2 separate regions of the Homo sapiens genome follow, and region 1 is linked to region 2. A link is a contact called in ENCODE Hi-C or POLR2A ChIA-PET data. All regions are on one chromosome and are shown on one strand. The core of a region is the stretch at or near the end of the contact, and the rest is flanking DNA. Distances in the headings are between cores, read along the strand shown. Region 1 holds the start of MYOM3 (myomesin 3). Region 2 holds the start of LYPLA2 (lysophospholipase 2).

Region 1 (7,437 bases), core at 1,513-4,012, 320 kb before region 2:
ATACATGGGAATCCCACCCCCAGAAGCATGGGGTAAGAGAAAGCCATCAGCATTCCTAGAGCTTTCATTTAGCAAACGTCTGTCCGGGGCCAGACGCCGTGCTGGAGGTTTCACGGTTCTTGGTTGAACATTTTCTTTTCTTTTCTTTTCTATTCTTTTTTTTTTTCTTTTCTTTTTGAGACAAAGTTTCACTCCTGTCACCCAGGCTGGAGTGCAATGGCGCCATCTCAGCTCACTGCAACGTCCACCTCCTGGGTTCAAGCAATTCTCCTGCCTCAGCCTCCCAAGCAGCTGGGATTACAGGCGCGCCCCCACCACACCCAGCTAATTTTTGTATTTTTAGTAGAGACGGGGTTTCACCATGTTGGCCAGGCTGGTCACGAACTCCTGACCTCAGGTGATCCACCCGCCTCGGCCTCCCAAAGTGATGGGATTACAGGTGTGAGCCACCATGCCCAGCCTGATTGAACATTTTCAATGAGACAGCTAAGTGGAAATTGTTGTCTTCAACTGTACAGATAATCAAACCACACTGGCTGAGTGCCTTCCCCAAGGTCATCCAGCTAATAAGTGGTGGGACTGAATTGAAAGCCTAAGCCGGTTTGACTCCAGGATGCACCCTGTCTCTCCAGTGCACCTTCATTCATCTCCCCAGATTGCCTTGGGAGGACGGGGCTAGAGGACCTGTTTAAATGACTGTCTCCTGCTCAGTTGGAAGCTCAAAGCCCTCTTTGCTGTTCGTACGGATTCACTCACACTCATCCCTCACAGCAAATGTATGAAGATGAGTCTTGGAAAGCCCTTGTTCGATTGGGTCAATAGAAGATGGGAGAGAAATGTTCTCTCCCAAAAGATGCTGTAAGAGAGAGCCACAGAAGAGCTTAGAAAGGGGTTTTCAAATAGGGCAGGGGATTCAGATTTTGCCTGCAAAGTTCACTTGTGCTCTCTCTCTCCTTCTCTCGAGTGAGGAGTCCCTGAGGCACCAGCAAGAGTGACAGGTGTAGTGTGGGTGGCCACCTGAGGTCGCAGGAAGGGGTGAGGGAGGGAAGCTGTGCTCTCTGGCTAGGGGCCGGTACAGCCTTCCCCTCACCGGCTCATCCTCTGAGACTCGACCCAGGTGCACCTTCCTGATCACCTCCTGTCGTAAGTGCCTGACTTCCCCTGTAGGTTAGGGTCTGGCATAGGGTAGGTGCCAATGAATGTGAGGGGGAAAGAATTGAGACTGAGGGAATGGCAGGAGAGGGCAAAGGGTGGGAAGAGGTGTGGTGCCGAACACCTATTAACCTCAGTAGGGAAGGCACCAGGTTTGAGAGGCCAAAGAAAAGATCCATAGCCAGCAAACGGAACATGGGGGTTTCAGGAGGCGGAGGTTGCAGTGAGCTGAGATCATGCCACTGCACTCCAGCCTGGACAACAAAGTGAGACTCTGACTCAAGAAGGAAAGAAAGAAGGAAAGAAGGAAAGAAAGAAAGAAAGAAAGAGAGAGAGAAGGAAGGAAGGAAGGAAGGAGGGGGGGAGGGAAAGAAGGAAAGAAGGAAGGAAGGAAGGAAAGAGAAAGAAGAAAGAAAGAAAGAAAGAAAGAAAGAAAGAAAGAAAGAAAGAAAGAAAGAAAGAAAGAAAGAAAGAAAGAAAGAAAAAGAAAGGGAGAGAAGGAAGGGAAGGAAGGAAAGGAAGGAACGTGGGGGTTTGTTAGGGGCTTGCCTACAGGAGAGAGAGTCCACTGGTGATGAACTGGACAGGAGAACCGCCTTACATACAGAAATGGTCCAGGGGCGGCGGGCTGGACAACATACCAGTGGCGGCCGACTGGGCAGGAAAACCTCAGCCCCTTGCAAACAGCATGCAGTTTATAGAGCATTTTCACTTTACACCATCCCCTAATGACCTCCACCTGGCAATCTTCATTTAACCCAAAACTCAGGGCCTCAATCCCCTGTATGGCCAGCGTTCCACCAGAAGGGACGGGACGGGGGCTCAGATATTCATCGTAGGTAAGAAACGGGTTGGCTACTCCCCAGATTCCTTAGCTCGGAACACATATTCAGGTCTTCCACACAGGGTCATTCTTGGAGCGTGCTTCAGTTATCCCTGTCAGGTGCGTTTACCCTATAAGAAGGCCCTTCAGGGGACACTCTGGCAGCCTGAGCAGTTTGCACAGTGAAGCAGTAGGTGGCTCCCCAGCTCCTCCTGCCTGCACCACACCACACACACATGACTGTGGTCAGGGCGGGGGCCGTGTAGTAACTACCGGAGTGGTGGAGGGACCAGGAGCCACACATTGCTGTTTTAGCCAGTGACAACTTCTGAGCACGAAACACTCACTTTTAGGTCATATTCCTTCCACCGTCTTCATGAAGTCCAGGTGCCCAGTCTCACTGTCTCCGTTTTTCAGAAGGCAGTCAGTTCAGGGAAGCTGAGCGCCTTCCCCAGGGCACCCAGTCAGCCGGGGCAGAATTCAGATCAGAACTCCCGACAGCTGAGAACGCCGCACGGGATCTGCCCTCCATACGACCATGCCTGAGCCGTTCCCTCCTTTCCATTTTAACAGGGGCTTGGGTTGGGCAGAAAGGACCCAGCTGAGAGGAGGAGCAGTGTGGGGGGACGCGGCGGACAGCTCCACCTGTCGCTGCTGCCCAGCAGGCTGGAGACACGGAATGGCCCCTCCCCTTGGCCCCCTGTCCCCGATGCCATAGTTCTCATCCATTGTCATTGTACTGTCTCAGTGCTGCTATATTTAAGACGGTGCAGTCTCCGGGATCGCATTCTTCTCCCGGTGCCCGCTGAGCCGAGGGCAAGAAGAGAACAAGGACCCTCTCGGCCTCAGGAATCTTCTCCCCAGAGACTCCTAAGTGGGCACACTGCTTCTGTGAGTCACCCCCAGAAATCAGGGTGGGGGAGGGATGCCTCCTAAGAGTCAGCCACTGGGGAGTGATATCTGTGGGTGCATGTGTGTGTGTGTGTGCACGTGTGTGTGTTTGTGTGTATGTGTGTTGTGTGTTGTGAAAGGAGCCTGGGAAATTTGTGCTGAGGCAGCACCCAAGTGAAAATGGGAGGGGATTCCAGAAACCCCTGCCCCATCCCACTGTTCTGTGTGGCCCTGGGTCTTCTGAGAGCTGAGCTGTCTGTGATGTGAAAGTTGCAAAAAAAAAAAAAAGAGTGGGGGCTGCCCTGGGAACTGGAGTCTTTCCTGTGATGGAGCAGCGATAAGCGGGAGCCAGGCTAAGCTGGCAAGTTCCACGAACTTAGAGCGGAGCTGGCTGAGCCCGGCTTGGCCAACCCCACAGGCAGGGAAAGAGAGCGAGCCCTCGGATCCCAAATCTTAGAGCTGGAAGGGATTTCATCCAGTGCCTGACAGGAAACCGAGGCCCAGACGGGAAAGGAGTTGCCTCAGCTCATGACTGGCAAGGGCAGGATTCGGCCTCGCGGAAGCTGGTGGAGCCACTGGCTAAGAACACGTCCCAGCCTGTGCCACCCGCCGCCCGCAGGATGTGTCTCTGCTCCCAGCCACCATCCGCCCCCATCGCAGCTCCTGGAGGGGTCTTGGCTCAACTGCTGTGCATTCCTCTTTCCCTCCTGAAGAAGGGGAGAGGCCTCCTCGGCAGATGGAGGCTTGGGAGGAAAGCAGAGGGGAATAGGGAAGGCCACGCAGTGGGACCTCTGGCCCAGATTTTTGCACCCCAAGAGAGGGAAGCGGGGGCAGTTTCCCCTCCACGCAGGCACACACAGTGTTCCGGGAAGAGGCACCCTGGTCCTTTGGGAAAGGGCAGTGAGGCCGCAAACTTGTCCCTGCTTAATACCACGCATCAGTCAGTGCTTTAAAAAGAATTGGTAGCTCATCCGCTAAAGCCAGGGGTCTGGTTGCTGGAGGCCCCGAGGTCAGGGACGAGCGCCAGGCCCCTGCCTGCTGTGCTAATCGGGAACAGAGCATCCAGGGGAAGGGAGCCAGTGGCTGGTGCCAGGGAATGTTAACTCTCAGCCACTGGAGCCAGGGCCATCGTGTCCCAGGAAAGCTGGGGCAGAGTGGGGGGTCCTTGCTCCACCTAGGGTGGTACCCAGCAGCTCTCCTCCTGGGCCATGAGGAAGAAAGAGCAGAATGAGCAGGGCTAGCCACTTCTTTGGGTGCAAAGAGAACTTCTTCCATCGGGAGGGAGTGATACGAAGCCAAAGAGGGTGACTGTCCCATTATGTCATTTGAGATGATTAGCAGGAGCCCAGGGAGCTTTAGGGGGCAGCCCTTGGTCCCAGCTAACCCTGCAGCCATCCATTCTCTTTTTCCTGATGCCCACAACTGCAGACACCCAAAAGGAGCAAACTTCTAGGAAGTAGAAGGGGTAAAAGCCCACTAAGACTGACCCTCCACAGCCCGAGCCCCAGACACCTCCACCACATGCCCCTTCCAGGCCAACGGCTCTCCAATAAAGCCAGTGGGCTCACCTTCCATGCCATGGACTTAGAGAAATGGTCACCTAGGTGCTGTGTTCACATCCAGGCAGAAGACAGCCTACACATGCACGCACACACACACATACACACACATGCACGCCCACACACACACACGCTGCCACCTCCAGCAGGACCCTCTAGAGAGGCAGGGGCCAGACAGAGCTGACCCCACAGAAGCTGACAGGAGCAGGCCAAGGCAGGCGGTCATCCCTCTTCTGTTTCCATCCCCACGCCTGGGCAGGAACCCTCCCATGCCAGAAGCCTGCAGACCAGGATTCCCACCTGGAGGAGGTGTGAAAGCCATTCCAGGGATTTTAGCTTTAGCATCAGGGGGGCCCTCAGAGACCCAGCAGTGACTGAAGCCCGGATATGAGAAAACTCAGTGCAAAAACCCACAGCCAGCGGGCACACGGGCCTCCCACACCCCTCGTTTGCCTCTCCATATCCATGGATCCGCTTCCTGAGCCTCCCCTGGGTCAATCTGATCCGGCCCCACTGGGCGCCATCACGGGCCTAGACTTGAGCCTTGGGAATGCAAAGGAGATGTGTACATTGCAATCCCCTTATAAGGAGAAAGGCCCTGTGGCCCACCGTGTCCCCAGCCTCTGCCACGGCCTGGCCTTGAATGGACATATGACATAGAGATCAGAAGGGCTAGGGGTTGGGCTAGGGATTGGCTGCCAGTCATGGCCCCACCATCATGCTGGGTGACCTTGAGCAAGTACTGCCCCTGTTCATCAGTAAAATGGGATAATAATGGTGCTGTCCTCATTTGGGTTATTGCAGGGACTGGGGATAATGCATTTGAAAACTAACATGGGCATGGAACATAGTAAGTTCTCACTATTGTTACTTTTAATTCACTTACAGTCTTGTTGAACAGTCAAGATGCACAGATACAAAATAATTACATAGAGAAAGCATTGTCTGAATCAATGCTAAATTGTGGAGTGCTAGAAAATAAGTACAAAAGAAATGAGAAGAGGGAAAATTCTAGGTGGCCTGTAGTCTTTCTGCAAGGCTTCTTAGAAAAATAATGCTAATGCCTAATACTTATGTTGTACTTACTAAGCCCCAAGCACTCATCTAACCTTCACAACTACCCTGGGAGGTTAGTAGACCCATTTTACAGATGAGGAAACAAAGTCATGAGTCTTTCCCAAGGTTACACACTTGAAAGCTGGGATAAGGAGCTGGGATCACACCCTGTGGGCTGGACTCAGAGTCTCTCTGCTAATTAGCATGCCCTCAGTTGGGGTTTGAAGCATGACTAGAGCCAAGCGGGCCAGGAGGAGGGGAAGGGTGTGCCGGGAGAGGAAACCAGCGTGGGCAAAGGCCCAGAGGTAGGACTGAACATGGCCGGTGCAGGAAGAATGGGGACGCCTGCCCGTCCTGAGTCATAGACACAGCCGTGGACATCACAGTTTCAATTACTCATTGTCTGGGGAGCTGAGGCCCATAGAAGCGAAAACCTTGCCACAGATCATACAGTGAGACAAGGGCTGGGCTGCAGCTGGAAGCAGCTAGAAGCCAGGGCCCTGCTCCCTAACGTGGGGGCTCTGCTCACTCAGCTGGGGAGCACATGGGGTGGAGGAGAAGCCTGGCTCAGAGCCCAAGGCCTGCCTCTGTCACCTTGGGCAGGTCCCTCTCCCTCTCAGACCTCAGTTTCCCTGTCTGCCGACTGCAGAGAGGACACCCCCACCCCCCATCCTGCCAGCCTCCTAGAGATGTTGGGAAGACTGCATGGGAGGGGATAGGCGGGCACCTGGTGGAATGACCGTGGACCTTGGCCTTCACAGGTTGTTGCTCTCGTAACCATGACTCTGCCGCACAGCTTGGGAGGTGCGGGGGACCCCCGGCCCCCCCAGGCCATGGAGGTTCACAGGCTGGAGCACCGGCAGGAGGAGGAGCAGAAGGAGGAGCGGCAGCACAGCCTGCGCATGGGCTCCTCTGTGCGGAGGCGGACCTTCCGCAGCAGGTGGGAGCCACAGGGTCCCCGCCCAGCCACTGCCCTGTTCCCAGGGCCCCCAGTCTGAGGAGGGAGGCCCAGCCTAGCCCTCTGGAGGCTCCAACCTGATGGGGGGAGGGACATCCCTGCTTTCTGAACCCCCTGTCTGAGGGGGGAGACACAATTGGCTCTCTGGAGACCCCCATGTGATGGAAGAGGCACAGCCCTGTCCTCTGGAAACCCTGTTTGAGGAGGGAAGCACATTCAGGGTCGGGGGGATGCAGCCTTGCTTTCTGAGACCCCAGTATGAGGAGGGAGGCACAGCCCTGCCTGCTGGTGCCCTGAGGCTGAGGTGGGCAGATGCAGCCCTAATCTCAGGGAGCCCCCAGCCAATCCTGCAAGAGCCATTTACTCCCCTCCTTCTGGGAGCAGCGAAGAAGAGCATGAGTTCAGCGCCGCGGACTACGCCCTGGCAGCAGCCCTGGCTCTGACGGCCTCCTCCGAGCTGTCTTGGTGAGTCAGAGAAGCTTCCCAGGGAGCCGTGGCTGAGGAGGGGCCATCCTGTCCAGTCCCCGGCCTCCCTGCTGGCCTTTCACCCCGAGTGTAAAGAACCTGCCCAAAATCCCACATCTAGAATAAGGGTCTAGACAGGAGTTTAAGCCCAGGGCTACCTGCCCTCAAAGCCCACATGCCACCCTCTGGAAGGGTGCACGTGTCATAGCGGGGGACTGTTCCCAAGGAAGAGGGTAGGGGCCTACTTCACCAACAGACTTCTGGGCTTCACGTGGTGGGGGAGGGGGCTAAGAATGGGACAGAAGGAGCAAGTAAACCAGGCCCCAGTTTCCCACAAGGCCAGAGACTGAGGAGGCCTCTGAGTGTGCCGGCGTGGAGAGGCAGCGTTCGGCTTGGGGCAGGGCCCTGGGCTAGGAGGCTTGGGTGGTGGTCCTGGCTGACCTGAAGCAAGTTGCTAAGCCTCAGTCCCTGCCCTATAAAATAGGGACACTAAGGCCTGGCCACTTGGCTGTCGTGAAAACAAGATGAACAAA
Region 2 (7,397 bases), core at 49-2,548:
TGTCTCTGGTTCTGGCCCAACCACAGGACCTGAGCTTGCTGGAGACAGGCAGAGGCAGGGCATAGGGACTGTAGGGCAGGGGGCAGAGGGGAGGCAGCGGCACGCCTGCTTCATTCCCCCTCTAACTCCTCAGGGGTGAGTGCCTTCCCCCTCCTCTCCAATCATCCCTGGGTCCCTGCCTCCCCAACTCCGGGCCCTATGGGAAATGGAGAGAAAAGTGCCAGGGAAAGGAGCTTCCATCCCCTACTCAGTGCCGCCTCCAACCCCCATCTCAACCTCCCCCCACCCAGCCCCCATCCAGCCTTCACAGCAGTTTCTGGCCCATCCATTCCCAGACCCCCAGGGGGCTGCCCATGTCCCCAGAAAGCGTAAGAACTCCACCCACCCCCAAACTGGTGCTCCACGCCCCCCCTAAACGGAGCTACCTGCTGCTGCTGCCACTGACTGCAAACGAGCCCTGGCTTGACCACGCTCTGGGACTCCCAAACACACAAAAGAATGTCAGGCTGGCTGGCCCCTCCCCATCCTCGGCGTCCTCCAAACTCGCCGGAAGCTTCCACTACCTGCCTCAAGTGCCTGCCCACCCCTCCCAACTGGCCTCACCTTCCATCTCTGACCCCTGAGGGCAGCTCCCCACAATGGGATCGTTCACCTGTGACCCGGGGTTCCTCTTCCCATGGGGAATGCACCTCCTGCCCTGAGCTGCGATTCCCTTCCTTCTCCACCGTGGGGACTTGCACCTCCCGCCCAGGCTCCCTCCTCGGAGGGGTGCCTTCCCCCTGACCTGTCTCTCTCTATACACCTTGAGAACTTCCACCCTGACCCAGGATCTCCCGCTCCCCACAATGGGAACTTCTGTTCTGACCAAAGGTCACCCTACCCAGTGAAATTTTCTACCCTGACCCAGGACTCCCACCTGCCCACAATAAAGCTTTGTACCTTTGACTCTGGGGAAGCCCCCGCCCCACAATGGGCTCTTCTATTTCCGACCCTGAAGTCTGTCTCTTTATACTCAGACACCCCCTTGCCTAGCCCCGCTCCACTCCCGAAGTCCCCAAGACTGGACAGCGCCTTCGCACCTCACTCCCCACCCCCATCCCCCCCATCACGGTTCCCCCTCCCCGCTCTCCGGGACCCTCCCGAGGCCGACCTCCCCCTACACGCCCATCCTCCGCAGCCGCCGGCTGGGTACCTCCACTCCCTGGGACTTCCGAGGCCGCTTGGGCGATTCTCCTCTTTCTCCCGCAGACACACTCTTCCCCCTCGGCCGCCCCCGCCGGAACTTCCGTTCGAGTCCCGGGAACCCAGCCATCGCGCTGCCGGAAGTAGCCTGGCCGACAGTACGGAACCCGGAAGCGGGGACCCGGCTTCGCTGGATAGAAGCTGCCATGTTGGAGGCGGCGGGGCTACTCCCTGTCATTCAGCCGCGCAGTCGCTGGGTTCTCACCCGCTCCCACCTTGTAGATTCGAGACAGGGCACCCAAGACTCCCACTTGCTACCACCACCCATGCGCCTCCTGGAGGAGGGCCGACCGGAAGGAGAGGCATCCCTCACACTATTGTTTGCATAAACTTTACCACCTTCCCATCCTCATGGGACACACCTCTTAAGGCCTCGGGTGTCTGCCACTGGCTTTCATGCCCTATTCCAGGATCATGAATGGAATGACACACTCTGAACCGAAGAGACCTTACAGATCATCTAGTTCTCCAGCCTTGAAGATGGGGAAACTGAGGCTCAAGGAAGGCATGTAAACAGCAACCTCGGGATTCCATTTAAATTCTGCCTCTCTGGATCTGCTTCCTGATATATAAAATGGTAATAACCACCCTGCCTCCTTCACAGCTTTGTTGGTAGGCTTAAATGAGGTTGTGTGAACATGGTTTATACAGTAAAATCACAGCGTGAGGTGTTAATCACGCAAAAAAGGACCTAGGAAAAATACAAAGGCCGTATCAGGAGAGCTGGACAGGCACTGGCAGTGTTAGCGCTGCCCTTCACAAGCAATGTCATGCAGACAGTGCACAAAACGCTGCCATCAAGCTGAAGTGGAAATAGGTATCAGGGACCACAGAAAAGTCAGAAGGCAGGCAAACTGAGTTGAAGGAGCATGTCCCTGAGAATGTGTGGGGATCTGCAAATAGGAAATGAGTCACACTTGACCCTCAGCCGCTTAGGACTCACTCTCCCAGCCTAACCTATACTAGTGTTTTCTTTGAACAGAAAGAAAACAGTACAGCCAGGCGCGGTGGCTCACTCCTGTAATCCCAGCACTTTGGGAGGCTGAGGCGGGCGGATCACGAGGTCAGGAGATCGAGACCATCCTGGCTAACACGGTGAAACCCTGTCTCTACTAAAAATACAAAAAATTAGCCTGGCGCTGTGGCGGGCGCCTGTAGTCCTAGCTACTCGGGGGGAGGCTGAGGCAGGAGAATGGCGTGAACCCGGGAGGCGGAGCTTGCAGTGAGCCAAGATAGTGCCACTACACTCCAGCCTGGGCAACAAAGCGAGACTCTGTCTCAAAAAAAAAAAAAAAAAAAAAAGAAAGAAAAGAAAAAGAAAACAGTACAAAGTTGGAAGCTCAACAAAGCACTTTCCCCCAGGCCCAGAGGCACTTTGGTCCTAAGTACTCAACAGGTCAGGGAGCCTACAATACCAGGATTCGGGGCAGGAAACCTTTGAGCCTATGGGACCACCACAAGCCAAGGACCCAGGACTGAATGTCAAAAGAAAATGGAGGGTAATGTCCCCACTTATGGAAGAATGAACAGTTCCTCCTGCAACCTCGATCACCTGAGACACCATGACACTTAAAACAAATTCTTCAGAGTGAAGCTTCAAATTCAGAGGCTCAGTCCCAGGAGCTGTGATTAATGCTTTAATTAGTGGAATTAGTGAAGGGCTAGTCTGCTCTAAGATTTTTAACTTTATTTTTCCCCCTACTCCAAATTTAAACATAGCCCTTCTTTTAACTCCAAAAAATGATCCAACTGAAATAAAGAGGCTGTGGCTGAGTGAATAGGACCCTTCATGCTTTTCAAGAACAGCATTTGCATTCTGGTTTATTTCAGGCTGCATTTTAGAAATTTTGAGGGCCAACAAGGTTTGGTGGTAGCAGACCTTTCCTAGGACAGGCTGGAGAAACAGTGGCTATATCCTCCAAACAACAGCATGGGCCAATGCCTCAGAGGAATTCTCCCAAAAGGATCAGATTCAACACTAATTCCCTTTATTACCTGTTCCTGTTTTCTGCAAGGGAGAGAATACTGACCATATCAAATCCCCTTTTTAGATACTTACATTCTCTTCAATTGCTAAACTGACTTTCAAAATTTAAGTCCAAAGTCTTTGGTCTACCTGGAGACCACATGAGCTGCTCAATTACTTTCCTCACCCTCATTTCTTCTGATGAGCTCCAAAATCTGTTCTCCCTTATTTTTGTAAATGTCATTCTACAAATCACTTCCTTTTGTGCAAAATGAAATATAGGGTTTTGTTGTTGTTGTTTTGAGACAAGGTCTCACTCTGTTGCCTCAGGCTGGGGTGCAGTGGCGCAATCATGGCTTACTGTAGCCTCGACCTCCTGGGCTCCAGTGATCCTCCCACCTCAGCCTCCCAAGTGGCTGGGACTACAGGTGCACGCCACCATGCCCAGTTAATTTCTGTGAAATACAGGTTTTCAACCCCACCTTCTTCTTTACTATATATGGGTGTAGGAGTGTTTTTGGCCTACTGTACAAAATTAAGCTTGACCATTCCTGGAGAAACTGATCCAGTCTTGATTTTTTTTTTTTTTTTTTTTGAGACGGAGTCTCACTCTGTCACCCAGGCTGGAGTGCAGTGGTGCAATCTCAGGTCACTGCAAGCTCCGCTTCCCGGGTTCATGCCATTCTCCTGCCTCAGCCTCCTGAGTAGCTGGGACTACAGGCTCCCGCCACCGCACCCGGCTAATTTTTTGTATTTTTGGTAGAGACGGTTTCACCGTGGTCTCGATCTCCTGACCTCGTGATCCGCCCACCTCGGCCTCCCAAAGTGCTGGGATTACAGGCGTGAGCCACCGCGCCCGGCTCCAGTCTTGATTTAATTGTGGCACTTCCTATAATCTACCTAGTCCAAAACAACAACAAAAAATTTCAAAGTTCAGTACAGTTCCCCATGAAATGAAAGTTGCATCAGTGGCTATCAAGAACTCAAAAGAAAATACAAACATTAAGTCTGGCAAGGATTTATTAGGAAGCTTATTAGTCACAGTGAATAAAAGCCATGAAAAGAAGAACTCAAATCTCCAAATTCTGGCATCGGACTTACAACACTAGTTAGAAGCTAATAAACATTAAGGAATTTCCAAGGGGAATCTTAACTAAGTCTCAATCTTACTGACCAGATTACCCACACACATAGAAATGATCCCCATGCTCTCCCCAGACTGCTTAGCTAGGCAGTGGAAAAGACCTTCTCCCCAAGCTTAAGCTATCACGCATCAGCAGGAGACTCCTGTCCTTCTAGCTATAACCACAGGACACATGTGCGTGACAGACAACTCCAAGCTGGGCAACTTGACAAGAATGCTGAACAATGAGAGGGGAAAGGAGCAAGCAGGAACAAGTGTTTTAGTTGGAGACCCTCCTGATGGCTACTACTAACACAATCCGGAGGCATCAGAAAGTTTCCTATAGCCCACAAATAGTTTCCTTTAAAAAAACAAAAACAAAAACAAAAAAACAAGTCACACAACAATCTTGCCACAAAGCAACATGACACTTGGAATCACATGGCCACATTAACTGGAAAAGCAAGTGTTACCCATGACTGCCAGATGCCACCCAGCCCAAGACCCAATTTCCACAGCGCCCTAGAGAACCACGATGGTCCCCTGGCACCTACACAACCCTCCCAGTGGTGTCGTATCTTCCGTAGGCCAGGTTTCTGCAGCAAGCCCCAAAGACAAAGCTTGGCAGAGGCTGTGGCAGCCAACTCTCTCTGGAGCCTCATCCCTTTGTCCTTCCCAACAGGTAGTCGTACATCTTCACTGACACAGCGCCTCTATGGGAGCCTTGGCCAGCCCTTAGGAAATAAAGTGTGTCTGTGGGGTAACCTGATGGACCCTATGGTCTGCTGGGTTGGCAGATGCTTCGTAATTGCAGATGGTCACCTCGTGTCGGCGAAGCTGCAAGAAAATTGAGGCTGGGTCAGCCAGCCATTAAAAGAACTGTCCTTTCCCACACCACACACATTGCGGTAGTCCTTATTCAGGTTCATTTCTAGGAGTCATCATTTAATATCTCCTTATTTTAATACTTAGATGTCATCATCTAATATCTCCCAATTTTGATACTTTTTAACTCCAGAAAGCTGCAAAGATCATTATCATTGATTCACCCTGTAACTTTGAAGATTCAGTCTCCCTACTATAATGGGGGTACCATGAGAATAGGAACTTGTCTATGGTATTATCTTATCCCTGGTTCATGAATAGAAAAGATTATCAAAAATACTCAATGAAAGCATTTGAAAGTAGAAAACTGTGAATTAATATAAATGACAATTTCAGGCTGGGCAAGGTGGCTCACACCTGTAATCCCAACATTTTGGGAGGCTGAGATGGGCAGATCACCTGAGGTCAGGAGTTCGAGACCAGCCTGGCCAACATGGTGAAACCCTGTCTCTACTAAAAATACAAAAAAATTAGCCAGGCGTGGGAGTGGGCACCTGTAATCCCAGCTACTTGGGGGGCTGAGGCAGGAGAATCACTTGAACCTGGGAGGCGGAGGTCGCAGTGAGCTGAGATATATATATATATATTATATATATTATTTATATAAAAATAACAGTTTCAACCCCCTTAAAAATACCTGTAGTTTCTCAAATGAGACGAAAAGTTTATACTGATAAAACCAAGAAAAATAATAAACTGGGAGTAATTATGACACTTGCTCTTTTCCCTTCCCTGGAAGCTCCCATCACCACAGTGTGCAGATATGTAGACATGAGGGGAAAACCTTTCCAACCCCATCTTACCTCAGTCCACTCTCCTCTCAGGCCAATATAAAAGACCTTTGTCGTATCTGCTCCGAAGTTTTTTGAAATATGAATTGAGAGATGATAGACATTTGAAAAACGAGAAATTCTAGAGGATGACAGGAATAGGGAAAGAAGGTATGAATTATAGTTCAATGAGTATCTCACCACCATGTGAAACAACAATTCAGCTCCAGCTTGTAAAAGCCAGGCAAAGTCAGAGCTCCTGAGTTCTTCCTTCTCCTTTGGACAGGCAATTAATTCAATGACCATTTACTGAGCACCTGCCAGATCCTGTCCAAGGCAGTAGGGATAAACACTGCTCCTGCCCTCAAGGAACAGGAATGAGAAATGCTGCATAACCCAGCAGGGATTCTAAAGCACATTTAGTGTTAACCTAAACTAATGGGAGACACATCTTTCCTAAAACCACCCTAGGAGTTCATTCAGATCTGCCAATTGCTTGCAAGTTAACAAGTCTGTGGCTTGCACTGAATCTCTGCCAAAAACTGACCAAGCCAAAGATCAAGTCTCCTCCACTGTTTTAACTCATTTCCAATGCTAAGAGAGCAGGAGACTGGCCAAAAATAAATGGCAAGCCCTATAAGAAGCCATAGAGAATGGAAGACAGGCCCAGTGCTTACTTTGTAGCATACTCTAATTCTCCTGTAAGATCCCGGTTCAGACTAAAGGTCTGATCTGGCTCCCTTTCTGTATCATCAAAGGACATCTGTGGAATATTCTTGTACCTGAGAAAGGAAAGGAAAGAAAAGTCAAGAAATGTGCATTATCACGTTTCAGGTTTTCAAAATTTTCTACTGACTGCTTAAATGGCTTTGGTTCTATCAATAGGAGACTGAATTTGGGGGTCATATTTTAGAAATGACATTTTATACAAGTATCTCCAAATATCTTTTTTTTTTTTTTTTTTGAGACAGAGTCTCACTGTGTCACCCAGGCTGGAGTGCAATGGTACAATCTCAGCTCACTGCAACCTCCACCTCCCAGGTTCAAGTGACTCTCATGCCTCAGCCTCCTGAGTAGCTGGGACTACAGGCGTACGCCACCATGCCCGGCAAATTTTGGTACTTTTAGTAAAGACAGGGTTTCACCATGTTGGCAATGCTGGTCTCTAACTCCCAACCTCAGGTGATCCGCCTACGTCGGTCTCCGAAAGTGCTGGAATTACAGGCATGAGCCACCGCGTCTAGCCTACAAATATCTTTAATCCAACAAAAAAAGAGCTGAGATCTGCAACATAACCCCATGGCATCTTTGAGTGGGTTAATATCACATGAGAAGCAATACACAAAGAGACGGCTCAAACTAGGTCACATGCAGCAAATGCATGGAGAAAATAAACAACTCAGCACATTCA

What was found. Hi-C counts contacts between places; a loop is a spot of excess contacts on that map. ChIA-PET counts read pairs that join two places held with the same protein, here RNA polymerase II (POLR2A). Pooled maps may share reads with other maps.
Region 1: a pooled map shows a loop between it and region 2 (4-fold over the local background). The contact joins the promoter of MYOM3 here to the promoter of LYPLA2 in region 2. A Hi-C loop is called at or near these places in 2 of 168 maps with a recorded cell type or tissue (endothelial cell of umbilical vein and mammary epithelial cell) and 13 of 50 pooled maps. POLR2A ChIA-PET finds 5 or more read pairs at or near these places in 1 of 52 experiments (activated naive CD4-positive, alpha-beta T cell).

The regions. Positions count from the first base shown.
Region 1 is chr1:24,107,460-24,114,896 of GRCh38, reverse strand. MYOM3 (myomesin 3) reads left to right here and starts at 2,762. Exons shown (of 37, transcript NM_152372.4): 1 at 2,762-2,866; 2 at 6,243-6,421; 3 at 6,824-6,904. The coding sequence starts at 6,261. RefSeq lists enhancers at 2,052-2,560, 7,249-7,437.
Region 2 is chr1:23,785,046-23,792,442 of GRCh38, reverse strand. It overlaps LYPLA2 (lysophospholipase 2), which reads right to left and starts at 1,298. Exons shown (of 10, transcript NM_007260.3): 1 at 1,193-1,298. It overlaps LOC105376860 (a long non-coding RNA gene), which reads left to right. Exons shown (of 2, transcript XR_947067.3): 2 at 1,653-1,829. PITHD1 (PITH domain containing 1) reads right to left here. Exons shown (of 6, transcript NM_020362.5): 4 at 6,664-6,768; 5 at 6,020-6,128; 6 at 4,211-5,168. The coding sequence ends at 5,067. RefSeq lists a silencer at 1,061-1,120.